Regions from separate parts of the Homo sapiens genome. Here region 1 is linked to region 2. Evidence: chromatin contacts called from ENCODE Hi-C or POLR2A ChIA-PET data. All regions are on one chromosome and are shown on one strand. The core of a region is the stretch at or near the end of the contact, and the rest is flanking DNA. Distances in the headings are between cores, read along the strand shown.

Region 1 (5,645 bases), core at 2,948-5,447, 59 kb after region 2:
GATATGCTCAAAGCCAGCTTGTCATTGGCCTTTTCTTGGCATGAGGCAATACATTCCTTTCCTTCGTTTAAACTAGTCGGACATGGGTTTTCTGTCACTTACAACCTAATGTCTTCTAAAACAGCCTTCCCCAACCTTTTTCACACCAGGGACTGGTTTCATGGAAGACAATTTTTCAACGCATGGTGGGTGGTGGGGAGGGATTGTTTCAGAATGAAACTGTTCCCCCTCCTATCATCAGGCACTAGTTAGATTCTCATAAGGAACCCACAACCTAGACCGCTCGAACACGCAGTTCACAACAGGGTGAATGCTCCTGTGGTAATCTAATGCAGGGATGGCCAGCCTTTGGCTTCCCTGGGCCATGTTGGAAGAATTGTCTTGGGCCACACATAGAATACACTAACACGAATGATAGCCGATGAGCTAAAAAAAAAAAAAAAAAAAAAATTGCAAACAAAAATCTCATAACGTTTTAAGAAAGTTTACAAATTTGTGTTGGCTGCATTTTATTGCGGCATTATTCACAATAGCAAAGACTTGGAACCAACCCAAATGTCCAACAACAATAGACTGGATTAAGAAAATGTGGCACATATACACCATGGAATACTATGCAGCCATAAAAAATGATGAGTTCATGTCCTCTGTAGGGACATGGATGAAATTGGAAATCATCATTCTCAGTAAACTATCGCAAGAACAAAAAACCAAACACCGCATATTCTCACTCATAGGTGGGAATTGAACAATGAGATCACAGGAAGGGGAATATCACACTCTGGGGACTGTGGTGGGGTGGGGGGACGGGGGAGGGATAGCATTGGGAGATATACCTAATGCTAGATGACTAGTTAGTGGGTGCAGCGCACCAGCATGGCACATGTATACATATGTAACTAACCTGCACAATGTGCACATGTACCCTAAAACTTAAAGTATAATAAACAACAACAAAAAAATTTATGTTGGGCGCATTCAAAGCCGTCCTGGGCTGCATGCTAGCTCCGGGCCGTGGGTTGGGCAAGCTTGAATGCCTCTGCTGATCTGACAGGAGGTGGAGCTCAGGCAGTAATGCTCCCTCACCCGCCGTTCACCTCCTGCTGTGTGGCCTGGCCTCTAACAGACCATGGACTGGTCTCTGTCTGTGCCCAGGGATTGGGGACCCTTGTCCTCAAAGACAGAGTGTGCCTCTTTAAAGATTGCTGTTCTTTCCCTCGCAGTGAACCGGTAATACGCTCATTCTGCAAAGACATTCGAAAGATGTTTTTGGCCTAACTAGAATCAATTCTGTTGAATTCCCCCAAATCACATCCCAATTCACTTTTTTCCTAAGAAATCCAATGTTAATTTACCCTCGAAGAGCACACAACTCTGGGTGAGTCTCTCTGGCGTCTCATACCAATTTTTTTCCCTTTGGCAATTGGTCTCCAGATCATTAATGTCACATATAACTTAGGGCCCAAACAGCCCACACAGCGATCTCCACAGTGCCTGTCATGATGTGGTCGATTTTGATGGCAAAAATAACTAATTGAAACCCTACGATTTGTTTACTTTGAATACATTAAGGTGGTGGTTATCAAATGGAGCTGAATTATCCCTTAAATTACCATGAAAACAAAATCAATAGTTTATTTACCACACAAAACAAAAGAAAAAAGAAGGAATAAAATGCTCTGAGGAATCTTTATTAGAAGTTTTCCTTGGAAGAATACAATGTAGATAAACTCAGAGTAAATAAGGTATATGGTAACTTGGAGGAATAAACTGACCCCTAGTTCATAATTGTTTATTTCTTGGTTCCTAGCTTATAAATAGTCCGGTGGGGCCTTTCTAAAGTCTAAATTTCTTTCTAACCAAGTGATTAGAATAAATGTCCCGTGGTCCAACAATTGAGTGCAGTGTGGGTGTTTATACTATTACTTCAACTAAATACTGTTGTTTTTTTTTTAGATGGAGTCTCACTCTGATGCCCAGGCTGGAGGGCAGCGGCATCATCTTGGCTCACTGCAACCTCTACCTCCCGAGTTCAAGCAATTCTCCTGACTCAGCCTCCTAAGTAGCTGGGATTACAGGCACACACCACCACACTTGGCTAATTTTGTATTTTTAGTAAAGACAGGGTTTCACCATGTTGGCCAGGCTGGTCTCAAACTCCCCACCTCAGATGATCTCCCTGCCTCGGCCTCCCAAAGCGCTGGGATTACAGGCGTGAGCCACCGCGTCTGGCCGGTACTTCAACTAAATATTTAAGATTATTAGTACATTGAGCTCATCAATGCTTCCACTTTGGGGTCCAAGAGCAAAACTGGAGCTAATTCAGATTATCACCACCTAAGTTGCTTACTTTTAAAAATTATTATTATTTTTAAATTTGGAATGTCTCAGGGTTTCTGCTCCAATTCATAATTCCTGTGTCTTTAGTGGAAATGTCAGTACTTTATAGGATGACACACACAGCATTATTCCTGGCTGTTGAGACACCAAAAAGCCTGATTTACTGTTCCTTCCAGAGGATCCCCAACACCGACATTGACTAAATTCCTTTTCTGCAAGCATCCTGGCAGATGTTCTGGTTAAGACCTTGCACCGTCACGAGCTCATCCTTTTCATGCTCCAACAGCTGTTGAGTGCTGTGTAGCCACCACCCAAGCATCTGACATGTAAGGGCCCTTCCTGCCCACCTCCTGGTGACAGCTGACAAACTAAATGAGAAGAAAACCTTTATTTTTGCTTCAAAAGATGGAAATTGGATTATAAATTAATGGAAAAGCCCATCTGTGAACATGTTCTTACAATTTCTAAATGTTACAAGTCAGAGAAGCACAAGGGCCTGGGAAATACTCAGTATTGGTATTAGTAACTCCTAAGCTAGGATTTTCCTGGGGGATGGGGAGGAGGGCTGCAAACAGACAGGGAGGCTCTGTGCCCTGATCTCCAAGCCTCGGGGGGGAAATAGAACCAGAGGATGGGGCTGGGCTGGAGAGATGGGTCAAGTCAAGGTGGAGAGGATGTGTTGAGATGCTATGGCAGACTGCGGTGGCTCCTCGTCGCCATCTGTTTTCCTTCTTTTTTATTAGATATTTTATTTGCCATATGGCCATATAGAATCAAAACTCCATTTTCCATCCAGGCTTGCTGGTAGATGTGGCTAAGAAGTTCTAGTTGGGGGAATATAAACCTATTTGTTGTGTCCAGATTCTGAGAGGTATCTTAAGGAGTGAGAACATTCCCTCTGTCCGTCTGCCAGCTGGAATGCAGACTCAGGCGTCTGATCTGGAGCCGTCACCTTGAGCTATGAGTGAGAAACCCTTTGCTGATCATGGCAGAGTAACAAGCTAGAAGGAGCCTTGCTCCTCGATGGCATGGGGGCCGCTGTATTAGCCTTAGGCTGTCCTCCTTTACATAAGACAGAAGGACACTTTATCTTGTTTAAGGTACTGTCCATTTCGGGGGGAACTCATAACTGAACAAAATCTCAGATCTCATCTCAGAAGGCGTCTCTGAGCTAGAAATCTTGGGGAGATTCAGAAGTGTAATAGGTAGTTCCTGTGTCCAATATGATTAGGTGTCCTGGGGAAAACTTCATAAACTTTGAGCAGGAGGGTGTGGTGCAGACTGGAAGAGGTTTCAGGGTTTTGAGAAAGGTGGTGAAGGGTGAGAACTCTCTCACCCACCCCAAATACGCTGCTTCAACTTGAGGATTACTGTGAACTAAAGGTGCTTGAAAAACAGCAGATGCAAGAAGAGCATTCTGATCTCACATTTTCTTCCTGAAGATGGGAGATAAAAATTCCCATGGGAAAGATGCCCTCTTTGTGCCAGGAGAAAAGAAACATTCTTTGATGGGGAGTCCTAGCCGAGATAATTCTGTACAGACCTTGTTAAAACAACTCTTATCTTTTCAGCCTCCCCACATGAGTGAGCTGCTTTTTCACAACTTACTGTTCTCTGTCCAATTTCACTATCTGAGGGACTGACTCTGCTTCTTTGGGTCTTCATTTCCTTAAGATGGCTCCCATGCCACATAAAACTTGTACTAAATAAATTTGTATGCTTTTCTCCTCTTAATCTATTTTAGGTCGATTTCATTCTAGAGCCCAGCTGGAACCCTAAGAGGTTGAAAGTGGAGTTTTGTCTCCTCTGCAGTGGACACTCAAAGAACTAGCCAGGATGGGTTGGACCTGGGAGCAGAGAGACCATGGCTCCCTTCCAAGGCTGGGAGAAGGGAGTTGCCACTCCTTCCCAATCAAACCATGCCAAGAACGAGGCTTTTGCAGGGAAATCAGTGCAGATGAGAACTTACCAACAGTTAAGATGAATAAATATATCCAACTGCCTGGCCCATGTCAACACGCAACAATTATTTGCTAAAAGAAATAAAAAAGGGGCCGGGCAGGGTGGCTCATGCCTAGAATCACAGCACTTTGAGAGGCTGAGGCAGGCAGATCACTTGAGGCCAGGAGTTTGAGACCAGCCTGGCCAACATGGTGAAACCCTGTCTCTACTAAAAATACAAAAATTAGCCGGGTGTGGTGGTGCGCACCTGTAATCCCAGCTACTCTGGAGGCTGAGACAGGAGAACTGCTTGAACTCGGGAGGCAGAGGTTGCAGTGAGCCAAGATGCACCAGTGCACTCCAGCCTGGGTGATAGAGTGAGACTCCATCAAGAAAGAGAGAGAGAGAGAGAAGAAAGAAAAAGAAAGAGAGAGAGAGAAAGAAAGAAAGAGAGAGAGAGAGAGAGAAAGAAAAGAAAGAAAGAAAAGAAAGAAAGAACGAAAGAAGAAAGAAAGAAAGAAAGAAAGAAAGAAAGAAAGAAAGAAAGAAAGAAAGAAAGAAAGAAAGAAAAGAAAGACTGACTGCATGAACAACAGCCCAGGAAACACAAGAGAAGTAGCGTGGAGTAGTGGCCAAGGATGGGTGCTAGAATCTCAGAGCCTATATCTGTATATCAAGATGTCTCAGGCCAATGCCTAAAAACAGTGTTCAATAAATATCGAATAGTAATATTACTACTGTTATCACAATTGAGAATAACTGAGTGTCAACCAGCTGATCTGCTTGCCAATGAAGGGACTCCAGGATCCTTAAGTCACTTCTATTTTTCTCCACTTCCCTGGCAACTTTTTCTCCAAGACTAGATCGATTCAACACTCCTCCAAGTCCTGGGTTAACCTCAGTGGCCCTCTGCCTCCCATTGTGATCACCTTCGTCCACAGCAATCTTTTCCTTCTCCGACAGCACATTATTACCTTGTCATTGGGCACTTGAAGTAGACATCCTTTGACATCCTCTGTGAATGTTACCTTATTTCATTCCTTGTTTTCCCAGCATGTAATGGGCAAACAAGGCCCTTCAAAAAACAGATCTGACCCTGTTGACTTCTGCAGACACATCTAGCATCTCTTTCAACTTGAAAAATCATGTCTATATTCCTGCATTCCTAAGCTACCAGCTAAATTTTTTATAAGTTTAAATTTATATTTGGATGTAATTATATATTTATAAATTACATATATATTTTATATTTTTAAGATATTTACTTGTGTAAAATAAATAAATAAATGGGTAAAATTTTCAGCATATTGTAAATACTGGATATTTTAAGAGAAAACCGTAATATAACTTAAAGTATGTCCAAC
Region 2 (5,676 bases), core at 2,928-5,427:
GTCTCCAAATACATCATTCTGAGGTCCTGGGGGTTAGGACTTCACATATGAATTTGGAGGGGAATCCAATCTGGTCCATAACAGCTACTTTGTTTTTAATGAAAGCAAGGCTTTTCCTTCTTTTTCAATGATCCCAGTTCACACCCAAATCTGTCATCTCCTGATTCTCAGAGGTATTAATCAAGCTGTCAGTAAGAATTTACCAAGGACTTGTTCTCAGATTCAAAGGATAGTGAATGGCACTAGGACAGTTAAAAATCAGATGCTAAATTCATAGCACATATGGTCTAGCTGGGAAGATAAAAATACTTAGCTTTTGTATTAAGTATTTAATTTAAAAAAACCCTCCCTTTTTATTGCCAGGAAAAACCTACAAGAGAAAAACCATGCTTGGAGAACATCAGAGATTCTTTTGGCTAGCAGAGTTTGTAGTTTTCAGTCTCTTAAGGGATATTTCATGTTGCCCATATACAAGCCTCAGACGCCCCATTTTGCTCACATGCAATAGAAAATTAGGCCATTTCTGTTCCAGTGACTCAGCACCAAAGAAGTCATCCATCTCAGATTTAAAATTAACTGCGAAATGCAAAAGAGACAACTCAGTATAGGGGGAGTGAAAGAAGTAAGATATTTTGCAAGCTTAAAAACATTTTGGAATGAAAATCATCCTTGTAAAGCTGGAAACTAGAAGAAAATTCTGCCAATTTCTTTTTGTAAAAAAAATGTATCTTGAAACTTTTAAGGAGTATTTTATCAAAGGATCCATTCCCAGCAATGTTATTTTGAGGATCTATTTGATACCAGCTGACATGCTTCTATTTAGCATTTCACTGACTTCAAAAATCACAGCACCCAAATTACAGGCTCTAACTGAAGAAGGGAGTAGGTCTGTGAGCTGAGTTTGATTAATGTATTCACTTCTATCCCTGTCTCTTTCTTGCCTTTGATAATGAGTGAAACTGCTGCATGAGTTACTCATTTATTTTGGAAGAAAAGAAAAGGAAAATGGGGTTTGGTGGCTCCCAGGTGAGCTGACTCTTCATGTACGTCTTCCTTGTGGTCATCCGCATTGAAGCAGGTCACTGTACACTGGCCAGGCTTGTGCAGATGACTTATGAACCTGGCTGGTCTGCTTTAGATGAAAGCATGATGGTGCAGGAGGTCCTGTGGTCCTTCTCACAAATGGCGAGGAAAATTCTTCACCAGATGAGTGTAGCCTGAGATGCTTTTGTGAAGGTTGACATCTGCTTGTGATGTGATGTGATGTGATGTGATGTGATGTGATGTGATGTGTTCCTTAGTCAGTTTCCACTGAGGGCAGATAAAGAAAGGCTGTATTAGTCTGCTCTTGCATTGCTATAAAAAGCAAATTACCTGAGACTGGGTAATTTATAAAGAAAAGAGGTTCAATGTGCTCACTGTTCTGTAGGCTGTACAGGAAGCATGATGCTGGTATCTGCTCGGCTGCTGGGGAGGCCTCAGGAAACTTTCAATCATGGTGGAAGGCAAAGGGGAAGCAGGCACGTCTTACATGTCCAGAGAAGGAGGAAGGTGGGGAGGAGGTGCTACACACTTTTAAACAATCAGATCTCACAAGAGCTCTATCACAAAAACACCAAAAGGGGAAGTCTGCCCCCAGGTTCCAATCACCTCCTACCAGGCCCCACCTCCAACAATGGGGATTACAATTTGACTTGAAATTTGGGTGGGGACATAAACCCAAACCATATCAAAGTCTCATTTTTTCAAGAGAGAGATTCGTTTATATGGTGTCTTCAAACAGGGACTTCTTTTCCTAAGTTACTCCACAGTTGACCCAACTGAGGAATCCCTAATGCTTCCTCTTGAGCTGAAGCAATGCATTCTCCTAGAGATCTGCATGGTAACCACCTCTTCAATCCCATCCAAGGAAACCCTGACCCAGTGACGTGACCTGCACTGTTGTCTGGAAGGACTCATCTGGGTTCAGGTGTTTCTGTGGTTAAGGTTCTCAAATTGGGATCTTTCGTGATTACCTGTGAATACTTCAATGAGGTTAAAAGTGTAACCAGATGCACCAGGAATGTGAAAGGAATATTTTGTATTTTTCAATGAACTATCCACAGCTAATACTTTTTATCTTCAATCAGTGTTTCCCACGTGAGAAGCCAGCACCACCACCTTCATCAATATCACCATGACTTTCATCGTCATCACCATTACAACCACCATCATTAATATCACCATCACCTTCACGTAACTACCTCCACAACCACCATTCTCAATATCACCATCACCTTCATTACCACCACTACAACCACCATCAATATCACCATCACCTTCATCATCACCACCACCACAACCACCATCAATATCACCATCACCTTCATCACCACCACCATCATCATCAATATCACTATCACTTTCATCATCACCACCAGCACCACAACCACCATCAATATCACCATTACCTTCATCATCACCATCACCTTCATCACCACAACCACCATCTCACAATCACTTTCATCATCACCACCACCATAACCATCGTCAATATCACCATCACCTTCATCATCACCACAACCACCATCAACCATATCACCATCACTTTCATCATCACCACCACCACAACCACCATCAATACCACCTTCATCATCACCACCACCACAAATCACCATCATATCACCCTCACTTTCATCATTACCACAATCACCATCAATATCACCATCCCCTTCACCATCACTACCAACACAGCCACCATCATCAATATCACCCTCAACTTTATTATCACCTCCACCATCAGCAGCAGCATCAACTTCATCATCACCATCACCACCTCTGCCATCAGCAGCATCATTATTATCTTCATCATCATGGTTTCAGCCACAATCGGAATCAACAGCCGTCACCCAGAGTTGAAGGAGGTAGGAAAATGCTTTTGTAAAGCACACCTCAAATGAAAAAAAAAAAAAGCTTATTGCCTATAAATCGACCATGGATTTCTTGGAAATAATTTCTAATTCATTCAAGATTTTAAGCATGCTAACTGCTTTTTATTATGAAAATGCTGCAGGCTACTTTTAGGGAAGGGCAAGAACACAGGGTCTAAAAATGGTCCTAGTTAATGGTGAATTTTGAAATAAATCGATGCTATGCTTGATATATTCTGAATTTTATATGTTCAAAGTGGATGGGAGAAAAATGAATCACCTGTAGAGAAAATATATGTGAATTCTCAGAGGACTTTTAAAAAGTGAGACCACTTAGATTTGATACAATTTGAGTTGATCCAAATCCTGCCATGTCACAGGGTTTATGAAGCCAAATCAAAAGAGAGGGGAAACATTCACCTGTGTTAATATTCATGCATTTATTATTGTTCTTTCTCTTCATAAAGTAGAGAATTTAAAGGTTATTATAAAGCTCTCCCATGAATTATTCTGTCCAGTAAAAGTAAGCAGCTGCTAAGGGGGAGAGAAATAAAACTGGAAAACCCAAGTAGTCCTATGAAAGAAAGAGTGTGTGACTATGTCAGATTTTGGGGTGTTTTCCTTTGCTCCAATGACCATTAGAAATTCCAATCGAAGTGAACTCAACTTAGAACTCATTTATGCCTAAACCAAACCACATCTTGCAAACCTGGAAGGTCCCCAAATTGTTTCAGGTTGAAGCTATGGGGAGTGTCTTTGCTTGGGTTCTCCCACAAGCAGAGCCTGAGTCAAGGGCTTGGGTTCAGATAGATTATGGAAGCAATCCCAGGAACTGGAATGGAAGGACTGGGAATAGTGAAATAGAGAAAGAGAAGAAGCTAATACAAGGATGCATTTTGAGTTAGTTACTGTGTGGCAGTTTTAAAATATGGCTGCAGATGTTTGATGCTCCTCCAATCTAGAGGTGGGCTCTATGCCCCCTCTCCTTTCCTGTGACTCTTCCGGCTAGCAAAAGTTATGCTATGTGATTTTCCAAGGCTTGGTCATAAAAGATCATTTAGCTTCCATCTTATTTGCTAAAACACTTGCTCTTGGAATCCTGAGCTACCATGCCTGAAGTCTGCCATGCTGGGAGGAAGCCCAAGCCACGTGAGGAGGCTACATTTAGGCCCTCTGCTGGGGAGTCCTAGCCAAGGCTAATCTGTGAGCCATTGCAGGCAGACATTACACAAGTGATTGAAGAATTCTGTCATGATTCAAGCCTCTAGTGATTTGAGTTGCTGGCAGTATTTCAACTCTTTCCAGCAGAGGCCTCACACACATTAGGGCTATGTCTTATCTGATTTTCTGACTCACAGAGTCAACGAGCAGAATAAACTGGTTCTTGTTTTATGTCACAAAGTTTTGAGGTGGTTGGCTATGCACCAATAGACAACTGGGTACACAGGTGGACAACTAGGCTCAATCCACTGGAGACCCTCTCAGAAACCATGTAGAATGTGTCCCTCATTGTCTGCTGAGACATCAAGAGGGGAATATTTGAATATTTGCCACTGACTCCAGACTCCCTCCCTTTCCAACCTGGCACTGTTTTTATTTATTTTATACTTTGCATGGACTTTTTCTCCAGATATTTGCATGACTGTATCATTTACTCCCTAAGATCCATGTGCAAAGTTTGCCTCCTCAAGGAGCCCTTTTCTCCCTATTCCTGTTAAATTGCATCCTCTCAGCCTTCTTCTCCTTCCTGCTATATTGATCTCCATGGCACTCATCACCCTCTAATAAACTATAACGTTTCCTTATTATTTGGGTTACTTCTTTCTTCTCTTTATTAGAATATAAACTCTGTGAGAGCAGTAATGTTTGTCTGTTTGCTCAGTGATGTAGTCTTGGCCCCTAGAAAGTGCCTGGCATAGAGTAGGTACTCCATAGACACATATGGAATGAAACAAACATGAAGTGAGGTGGAGAATCCTGGGGGTGAGGGAGAGGAAAGCCTGGTGGACAGGTGTCAGGGGAAGTTTGCTGGAGGAGGTAACAGTTAAGTTTGGCCCAGAAGGATAAGAATAGGCTCATTGGCTGAAGGTGTGGCAGAAAGGGTATCCCAGATGGAGGGGACATCTGTGTACAGAACTTGCCACACACGAGAAACTTAAAGGAGACCAATGTGGAGTGGTAGGAATGGGGGTGGGGTAGTGACACAAGATGAGACTGGAGAGATGGCAGGAGTGACATTGTACAAAGAAAGATGTGGCTCTTTGTAAGAGCTATGTCATAGGAAGGAGGAAAGCATTTGCCAGTTTCCTAATAGAGCAAAACATCAAGCTTTCTTCTATGCCCAAGTGTACCCAAGACCCCTAAAAGGTTTGCCTGGAGAGGAGGCACAGTGACTCTACGTCATCCAAGATCCCCTAGAAATGCATACTCAACTTGATCACTTAAATATTCAAATAACATTTCCCAATTATCTTCTCTTTTGAGACAGAGTCTTGCTCTGTCGCCTAGGCTGGAGTGCAGTGGTGTGATCTCGGCTCATTGCAACTGCTGCTTCCTGGGTCCAAATGATTCTCCTGCTTCAGCCTCCCGAGTAGCTGGGATTACAGGCGCCCACCATCATGCCCAGCTAATTTTTGTATTTTTAGTAGAGATGGGGTTTCACCATGTTGGCCAGGCTAGTCTCGAACTCCTAACCTCAAGTGATCCACCCACCTCGACCTCCCAAAGTGCTGGGATTACAGGCGTGAGCCACCACGCCCAGCCAAAT

Evidence for each region. Hi-C counts contacts between places; a loop is a spot of excess contacts on that map. ChIA-PET counts read pairs that join two places held with the same protein, here RNA polymerase II (POLR2A). Pooled maps may share reads with other maps.
Region 1: a map of ovary shows a loop between it and region 2 (4-fold over the local background). The contact joins two enhancer-like sites. A Hi-C loop is called at or near these places in 2 of 168 maps with a recorded cell type or tissue (DLD1 and ovary) and 1 of 50 pooled maps. POLR2A ChIA-PET finds 5 or more read pairs at or near these places in 3 of 52 experiments (PC-3, Panc1 and activated T-cell).

Annotation. Positions count from the first base shown.
Region 1 is chr20:48,067,239-48,072,883 of GRCh38, forward strand. No RefSeq gene overlaps it. Among named protein-coding and RNA genes, the nearest start is that of LINC01522, 80 kb to the left of the region's middle. Within about 2 kb of position 4,198, at least 3 of the 41 ENCODE cell types and tissues checked have a DNase peak (open chromatin) inside an H3K27ac peak, as active enhancers do.
Region 2 is chr20:48,008,479-48,014,154 of GRCh38, forward strand. It overlaps LOC107985436 (a long non-coding RNA gene), which reads left to right. Exons shown (of 4, transcript XR_007067623.1): 2 at 2,130-2,903. Among named protein-coding and RNA genes, the nearest start is that of LINC01522, 21 kb to the left of the region's middle. Within about 2 kb of position 4,178, at least 2 of the 41 ENCODE cell types and tissues checked have a DNase peak (open chromatin) inside an H3K27ac peak, as active enhancers do.